3 separate regions of the Homo sapiens genome follow, and regions 1 and 2 are each linked to region 3. The links are chromatin loops, found by intact Hi-C in ENCODE. Cell type or tissue: PC-9. All regions are shown on one strand.

Region 1 (2,500 bases), 92 kb after region 3:
TGGGTCTTGGAGAAAGCTGGAAATTTGGTATATGATAGAGCGTTACAAATCAGACATTATCACTTAGTAAATGAAACTGGATCAATTGGGTGTCCATATGAAAAAAAGAAGATTACTCTTTACCCCATGTGATACACAAAAACAAATTTCAGATGTATAAGAGGTATAAAATGAAATTTTAAACTTAGAAAAAAAGCATAGGTGATATCTTTATGATGTCAAGATAGAGCAGAAAGCATAAACCACAATGGCAAATATTTGTGGATTTGACAACATTCAAAATTTAAAACCTTTGAACAAAAAAAGATACCACAGTCAAAGGGAAAAGACAACTCATGGATAGAAGAGAAAATACTTAAAATACATCAGTTGGCAAAGGATTAATATTCTGTGTATATATAAATAACTCCTGCATATTAATAAAGAAGACAAAAAGAAAATCCCCCCAAATGCATACAAATCTGTAAAAAAGACAAAAGAATTCTCAAAATGTAGAAAAGTTACATACTTTCAATTCATGTAAGGGGGAATAAGAAGGTAAAATATTGAATGCAAAAGCAAAGCAAATTGTTTACCACTCTCTTACTGGCATCTAGGCCAGTGCCTAGAAATTCAATAAATACTTGTTGAATCAATGAATGAATGATGCTAAAGTAGGTCCTCCATGCAGCGTCTTCTTTAGTGAGCAGGTTGAACTGCAAGCCATTCTGCTCCCTTCTATATTATTGATTCTGTCACTCCTCTCTAGACTGTATGTTCCTCCAGGGCATAGACATGTTTTGTATCCCTTGGCTGTTACTGTTCTTGGCCCAGAATAGGTATTTAATAAGTTTGTTGAAGTAATTAGTGAATATTGTTTACTGTCACCATGTCCTGTTAAGAACAGGCTTTGGATCAGGGTTTGCAAGACCTAGTATTCTTCTCCCTTTTAGTTGTTGGACTTTTGGCAAACTTAAAAAAAATTTTTTTTAAACCTGAGTCTCAGTTTCTTAATCTCTAAAGAAGAGTAGTGACCTGTTCTGCCTAAATCTCAGGGACCACATTTAAATGCACTATGTGAATGTAAATAGACTTCCAATGTCATTTAAGCAGTGATGAAAAGTATGTGGTTGTAGAGTTATAATGGGAGTAGCTATGCTGTGTATTCTTAGCACTGTCTACATTCCTTTTAGGAGCCTGTGAGCAATCTATGTCTCAGAGGAGTCATCATTCTTTTTTATTATCTTTGGAACCAGTTCACCAGCCTACTTTTCGCAAAGGGAGATTGGCCCCAAAATAGCCAGAATTTTGTTTCTCTTTTTTTACCCCAAGCCGTGAGAGCAAAACTATCTGTCTGTCTTTGGCATCAGAATGATGATTCATGTCTGAAGTATGTCTGTGTGTATAGAAAAAAAACGAAAAGAGAGAAAGTCAGGAAATTCATCCAGTGGGACAAGACTGTGTAGCTCTAGTTTCTTTTTGGTGCCTTGATAGTGTGACCCTGGAGCAACAGGCACCTTGGTGACCTCAAGTACTGATAGAACTTTAAGAAGCTGACCATCTGAAACCTTCAGAAAAAAATCATGAGAGGTCACTGAAAGATGTATATGTTTATTATGTTGGCACAATGGGGGTCATAAAAGTGGAGTTGAAAGAAAAACATTGATATTTTTGTGGGTTAGTATAACAAATAACTTTTCTTAACAACAGAACACCATTTCATATATAGATTATCAAAGGGAGTTTTGCTTTACCAGATATAATCAAAAAAATACTCTAAACCCAGATAAAGGGAGAGGAAGGATGTCTCAGGCAGAGGGAACATGTGCAAAAAATGGTGGTAGGAGAGAAATTGGGGCAATTGGTAAACCTTAAGCTATTTAAGTGTAGAATAGAGAGGTAGGCATGGAGCAAATCACTAAGGGCCTTGTAGGCTAGGCTGTGGCGGAGAGTGACCACATCCCTTAAACCAGAACTGCTTGAGAATGAAAGGGGGATCTATTCATTATTGAGCCAGGACAACAGGAATAATCCAGGATTGTTCCTGGCAAACCAGGTCGTATGGTCACCTTGTGTGAAGGTGAAGAAGAACCATTGGTGTGGTAACATATCCTCCAAGGAATGGAAGGTTAAAATAAATTATAAACTAGAGGATTGGACAGCTGAATAATCTTGACTAAAAGGGAATGAGAGAGGCTGGCCAATTGCTTGGTTAGGACATGGAATTGAAAAGGGCTGTTGTTAAAGAGTATAAAGACTTGAGTCTTGAGTATGTGTAAATGCAGTTGGGAAAAAGAGAGAGAGAGACAGAGAAGAGAAATAGAGACCAGGAAGAGAGAGACAGAAATTGAAAATTGGCAGGGATATGGAGCATGAGTGTGGAAGGACTGGGTTTTCGATAGAAGAATGGATGCCTTTTCCATTATGATAAGTGGAAAGGAAGCATGCTGGGTTTAGATGCAAGTGAGTCTTCAGGTGGGAGGGCACATCAGGAAGGTTTAGAATTTCTACCCGATGGCTG
Region 2 (2,500 bases), 200 kb after region 3:
CGAGTAGCTGGGACTACAGGCGCCCGCCACCACGCCTGGCTAGTTTTTTGTATTTTTAGTAGAGACGGGGTTTCACCGTGTTAGCCAGGATGGTCTCGATCTCCTGACCTCATGATCAGCCCGCCTCGGCCTCCCAAAGTGCTGGGATTACAGGCATGAGCCACCGCGCCCAGCCTTTTTTGAGACGGAGTTTTGCTCTTGTTGCCCAGGCTGGAGTGCAATGGTGCAATCTCGGCCTCCTGGGTTCAAGCAATTCTCCTGCCTCAGCCTCCTGAATAGCTGGGATTACAGGTGCCCACCACCATGCCCAGCTAATTTTTGTACTTTTAGTAGAGGAGGGGTTTTGCCATGTTGGCCAGGCTGGTGTCGAACTCCTGACCTCAGGCTGTCCGCCTGCCTCGGCCTCCCAAAGTGCTGGGATCACAGGCATGAGCCACTGCACCTGGCCTAAAGACAATACATTAGCTATTGTTCTAAAAAAGTGCAATTGAATGTCACTTGCTAGTAAATCACTCATGTATCCATCCTTTAAAAGCATATGACTGTATTCAGTAAAAGCTTGATAATATGTGGTTAGCTCTTGGTAACATCACTGATAGACACTCTCTGGCTCCGTTTTGAGGGATTCTCCCAAAATTTCTATGAAATCGAAACATTTAAAACACCTGTTGTACCTGTAATAGGCAGGTCTACAAAGTCATGCACAGGCTCATGGGCTTCTTCTATTCCTGCTGTTAAGGTTCCTTCTATGCTCTCCCAGTACCCTGTCCCATAATAAACACACAGTTCATGAACATCTCTTTGAAAGGGTCCAGAGTTAAGTTTTTATGTCCAACTAACCCACTCTGTGTTCCTTTTCTCCCTCAATTTCACTCTTCCTTGTTTGTATATTCTAATCTAGAAGCCCAAACCAGTAAGGACTGCAGATGTTTTATTTGGGCAGCACAGTGTTCTGTTGACTTGTTTTTTGTTTTGTTTTAACAAGGCTTTAGATTCTTTCAGGTTGGGTATGCTGACTCCCCAGTTCCATATATATCTTATGTCTTGGTCCTATCCACATATTCTCTGCCTGGCATCTGTAGCTATTTGAGCTTGTGACACCTGCTGGTCATCAGCTGCTACTGCTGATTTTCTAACTGAGGTCAAATTTCTTTTTACTATTTTTTGTTTTTCTCTTTCTGAAGGAAGAGAACTTGAAAGCTTAAGTCCTTTCACTGTTCTTTTTCTAAAGACCTATACTAATGATAGCTTCTGTGTAACTATGGCACTGAGCACTGTAGTTTACACATTTATAAATTAGATAAAAGTACATGTTGGAAAGAACTTGTACTTTGGAGCCAGACGTGTTTGAAATGGCTCCACTACTCACCAGCTGTATGACTTCAGACCAGTCATTGAACCTCCGAGCGTCTGTGTATTATGAGCGTCATTGTGTTTTCCTTAGGGTTGTAATGTAGATATAGACATACCGTGTATGGTGCATACAAGGTACTCGATAAATTATTATTATAATTCATAGCTTTAAATTGTTTTTGCATACTTTATGATTTTATGCCTAAATTCTAGACAACTTAGCCCATTGCAGATAAAACTTTCCTGTATACATAGGTGTTGTTTTTAACTGTTTTCTTTATATCATTTGTTCTGAACAAGGTAAATTATGAAATGGCTGAAAATTTATCCCATTTTTTTTCAATTTACAGTCTTACTGAGTATTTCACTTGGCTCAGACATGGTTTCTAATCATGGGTAAGGAGAAAAAACACAGCATAAATAGGACCTTTGAAATTACATCTAAAATAAGATTCATATGTTATAGGATTTGGGGTTTTTAGGTCAATTGATTTAAAAGATTGACTCTATTTTGAGATACATCACAGAGGCACAAAGCATTTTAAAGGTAACTTTCATGCTTTTTTTTGAGACAGAGGGTCTCACTCTATCACTCAGGCTAGAGTGCAGTGGCACGAACACAGCTCACTATAGCCTCAACCTCATGGGCTCAAGTGATCCTCCCACCTCAGCCGCCCCAGTAGCTGGAACCACAGGCACACACCACCATGCCCAGCTAATTTTTTTTTTTTTTTTGAGACAGAATCTCACTCTGTCGCCCAAACTGGAGCTGGAGTGCAGAGGTGCGATGTCGGCTTATTGCAACCTCCACCTCCCAGGTTCAAACGATTCTCATGTCTCAGTCTCCAAAGTAGCTGGGACTACAGGCGCATGCCACCACGCTCGGCTAACTTTTTGTATTTTTAGTAGAGATGGGGCTTCACCATGTTAACCAGGCTGGTCTTGAACTCCTCACCTCAAGTGATCTGCCCACCTTGGCTTTACAAAGTGCTGGGATTACAAGCCTGAGCCACCATGCCCAGCCTAATTTTTTATTTTTTGTAGAGATGGGGTCTCACCATGTTACCCAGGCTAGACTCAAACTCCTGGGCTCAAGTGATCCTCTTGCCTTGGCCTCCCAAAGTGTTGGAATTACAGGCGTGAGCCA
Region 3 (2,500 bases):
TACAAAGGTTGGGGCAGGACATTGTGAAAACATAAAGTATAGTGCTATGCTCAGGGCTAGCAACAATGGGGTTCTACCCCTAGGCCTAAAGGGGCTAGAAGGAGTGCTTGCCAGAGCCTGGAAGAAAGAATCCTGTGGAAAAGACAGGCAAGAGAGAAGCTGACTTTCAGTTGAGGAACACAACTCTCTTTTCCATCTCTGATCTCCCAGGGCTCCCATTGACCAAACCCAACCAGAAACCCCTTCTGTGTCAGGCATTTTATACCATGTCATTTAATTCTTACAAGTAGGTGTTACTATCCCCCACTTTTAGCTGGGAAAATTGTGGCTCAGAACAGTTAAGCAGGTTGCTCAAAGACAAACAGCTAGTAAGTAGCATTGTTGGTATTCAAACCCAAGGCTACCTAGAAACAGAGCCTGGGGCCCTTTATGCTTTGTAAAAACTCTAGAGGGAACTCTAGAGATCATCAGTGTCTCTGAGCCCAGAAAGCCTTATCTGCCAACAGTTGGGAATAGATTTAACATAATTTTCTTTTCTTTTCTTTTTTTTGAGACGGAGTCTCAGAGTCTCACTCTGTCACCCAGGCTGTCGCCCAGGCTGGAGTGTAGTGGTGCAACCTCAGCTCACTGCAACCTCTGCTTCCCAGGTTCAAGCAATTCTGCTGCCTCAGCCTCCTGAGTACCTGGAATTACAGGCTCCCGCCACCACACCTGGCTAATTTTTCTTTTTCTCGAGACGGAGTCTTGCTCTATCAGCCAGGCTAGAGTGCAGTGGTGCAATCTCGGCTCACTACAACCTCCATCTCCCAGGTTCAAGCAATTATCCTGCCTGGTATTACAGGTGCTAGCCACCATGCCTGGCTAATGTTTGTATTTTCAGTAGAGATGGGGTTTCACCATGTTGGCCAGGATGCTCTCGAACTCCTGACCTCAAGTGATCTACCCGCCTCAGCCCCCCGCCACCCAGAGTGCTGGAATTACAGGGGTGAGCCACTGCACCCAGCCTTAACTTAATTTTCAACCTTACCTCCCATGTTACCACTCTCACTATCCAAAACACACACGTGCTTAAGTAAGATCTGGACTGCCCCAAGGAGGCCTAGTTACATATTTAGGTTACAGATACAACACTCTGGACACATTTCAGATGCTAAAAAAAGGTCACTTCCTTGACCTCCTGTGCCTTTCTCTCACTGAGGCAGAGTACAATGCCTTATTGTAGTGTACCTGTGAGAGGGTCTACGTAGCTGATGACCTCCTTCTCCTCTTCTGAGAACTGGAAAATGTCTCCCTGTGCTATAGATTTCTTAATATGGTACCATGTGCCTCCCCACCTCTGTGGTTTACTTATATTAACATTCAGGTTTAGAGTTGCTTTTTTCAGGTCTTTGAAGAGTCCTGCCACATGGAGGCGGGGTGGAGTTATCATATTAGACATTTTCTGTTCCAAGTGAATCTGAGCGTTTTCAACAACTACAGTGGCTGTCATTAGGACCTAATGGAGCTGACAGTGACTGCTATCAGAGAGCTTACCAAACATGATGTGATACTTGGATCCTGAGTGCATATCCTCCTGGTTCAGGGTGGCAGGAAAGAGTTTTACATATCCGCCACCACAATACTTCCTTTGCTTGTGTTTTACTGAAAACTGAAACACCAAGGTCTCATTCTCATTGCTGAATGCTTCAACCTGGTTGAGAAGGCATAAAACTTGGCATGTTCACTGGTTTGGAGACCTAGAAGCAGAAAGCACAGAGTCTTCAGGCTTAAATACCCAAAAAGCAGCCAGAGAGATCCAGCACTTGACCTCACCAATCTCTGGTATTTTCTTCCATACCTGTGCTGAAAGCTTTGCACACATACTTTTATTCAAGCCTCAGAGCAACCCTGCAAAATGAGTATTATCTCCACTTTACAATCAGGAGGCTGAGTCATAAGGAGGTGAGTCACCTGCCTAGGGCCACATAGCTAGCAAGGAGCCAAGCTGGAATTTTAAGCCACGTTTGTCTGATTCTTTCTGCATACCATGCTACCTCTGATTTTCAAGAGATACTTGAAGACTGTTCTACAACTTTACAAAACAAAGGCCTGTTTTTCCGAGGCTCCCCTGGGTGACCAGAATGAGGTTCTACCATACAAAAATGCTGTGGTAGAAAGAGCCCCTGCACTTTCTGGACATCTTTCTACCATAGCCTCGTAGATCAAATAGTAATCACTGCTAACATTCACTGAACACTTACTCGTTACCAATGTGTTTCATTCACATATATTACTACTGTACTTAATCTTCATAATAACCCCATGAAGTGGGTTCTCCTAATTTCTCTGCTTTATCATGAAGCCATTGAGGCTATTTCACTTGTGCAGGATCACTCAACCAGTTCATTTAATTCTAGAGCCCCCATCTTCAACTATAAGACTTTACTTCCTCCTCCAGAGAGTATCAGGGTAATAATAGATCTCAGAGCCTTTCTAGTCTAACCACATTACTTTATAGATG

Evidence for each region. Hi-C counts contacts between places; a loop is a spot of excess contacts. Peaks named below come from ENCODE experiments on the same cell type or tissue, not always from the same donor. Only the 100,000 strongest peaks of a DNase experiment are listed, where the experiment ranks them.
Region 1: a loop joins it to region 3, with 6 times the contacts of the local background. A loop is called at or near these places in 3 of 110 quality-filtered maps.
Region 2: it touches region 3 in a loop (6-fold over the local background); 29 of 110 quality-filtered maps call a loop at or near these places.

The regions. Positions count from the first base shown.
Region 1 is chr1:51,660,033-51,662,532 of GRCh38, forward strand. The region is part of intron 2 of OSBPL9 (oxysterol binding protein like 9); the gene reads left to right. Among named protein-coding and RNA genes, the nearest start is that of OSBPL9, 44 kb to the left of the region's middle. In PC-9, no CTCF peak of the experiment used is centred here; a DNase peak (open chromatin) is centred at 1,269; H3K4me3 peaks cover 1,492 bases; H3K27ac peaks cover 1,954 bases.
Region 2 is chr1:51,768,066-51,770,565 of GRCh38, forward strand. The region is part of intron 12 of OSBPL9 (oxysterol binding protein like 9); the gene reads left to right. Among named protein-coding and RNA genes, the nearest start is that of MIR761, 67 kb to the right of the region's middle. In PC-9, CTCF peaks have their summits at 1,112 (motif pointing left) and 1,311; a DNase peak (open chromatin) is centred at 1,086.
Region 3 is chr1:51,568,015-51,570,514 of GRCh38, forward strand. The region is part of intron 2 of EPS15-AS1 (EPS15 antisense RNA 1); the gene reads left to right. It also overlaps a transcript of OSBPL9 not described here and the pseudogene CALR4P. Among named protein-coding and RNA genes, the nearest start is that of OSBPL9, 48 kb to the right of the region's middle. RefSeq lists enhancers at 1,244-1,293, 1,454-1,613. In PC-9, CTCF peaks have their summits at 1,406 and 1,607; DNase peaks (open chromatin) are centred at 1,427, 1,937 and 2,497; H3K4me3 peaks cover 1,223 bases; H3K27ac peaks cover 2,500 bases.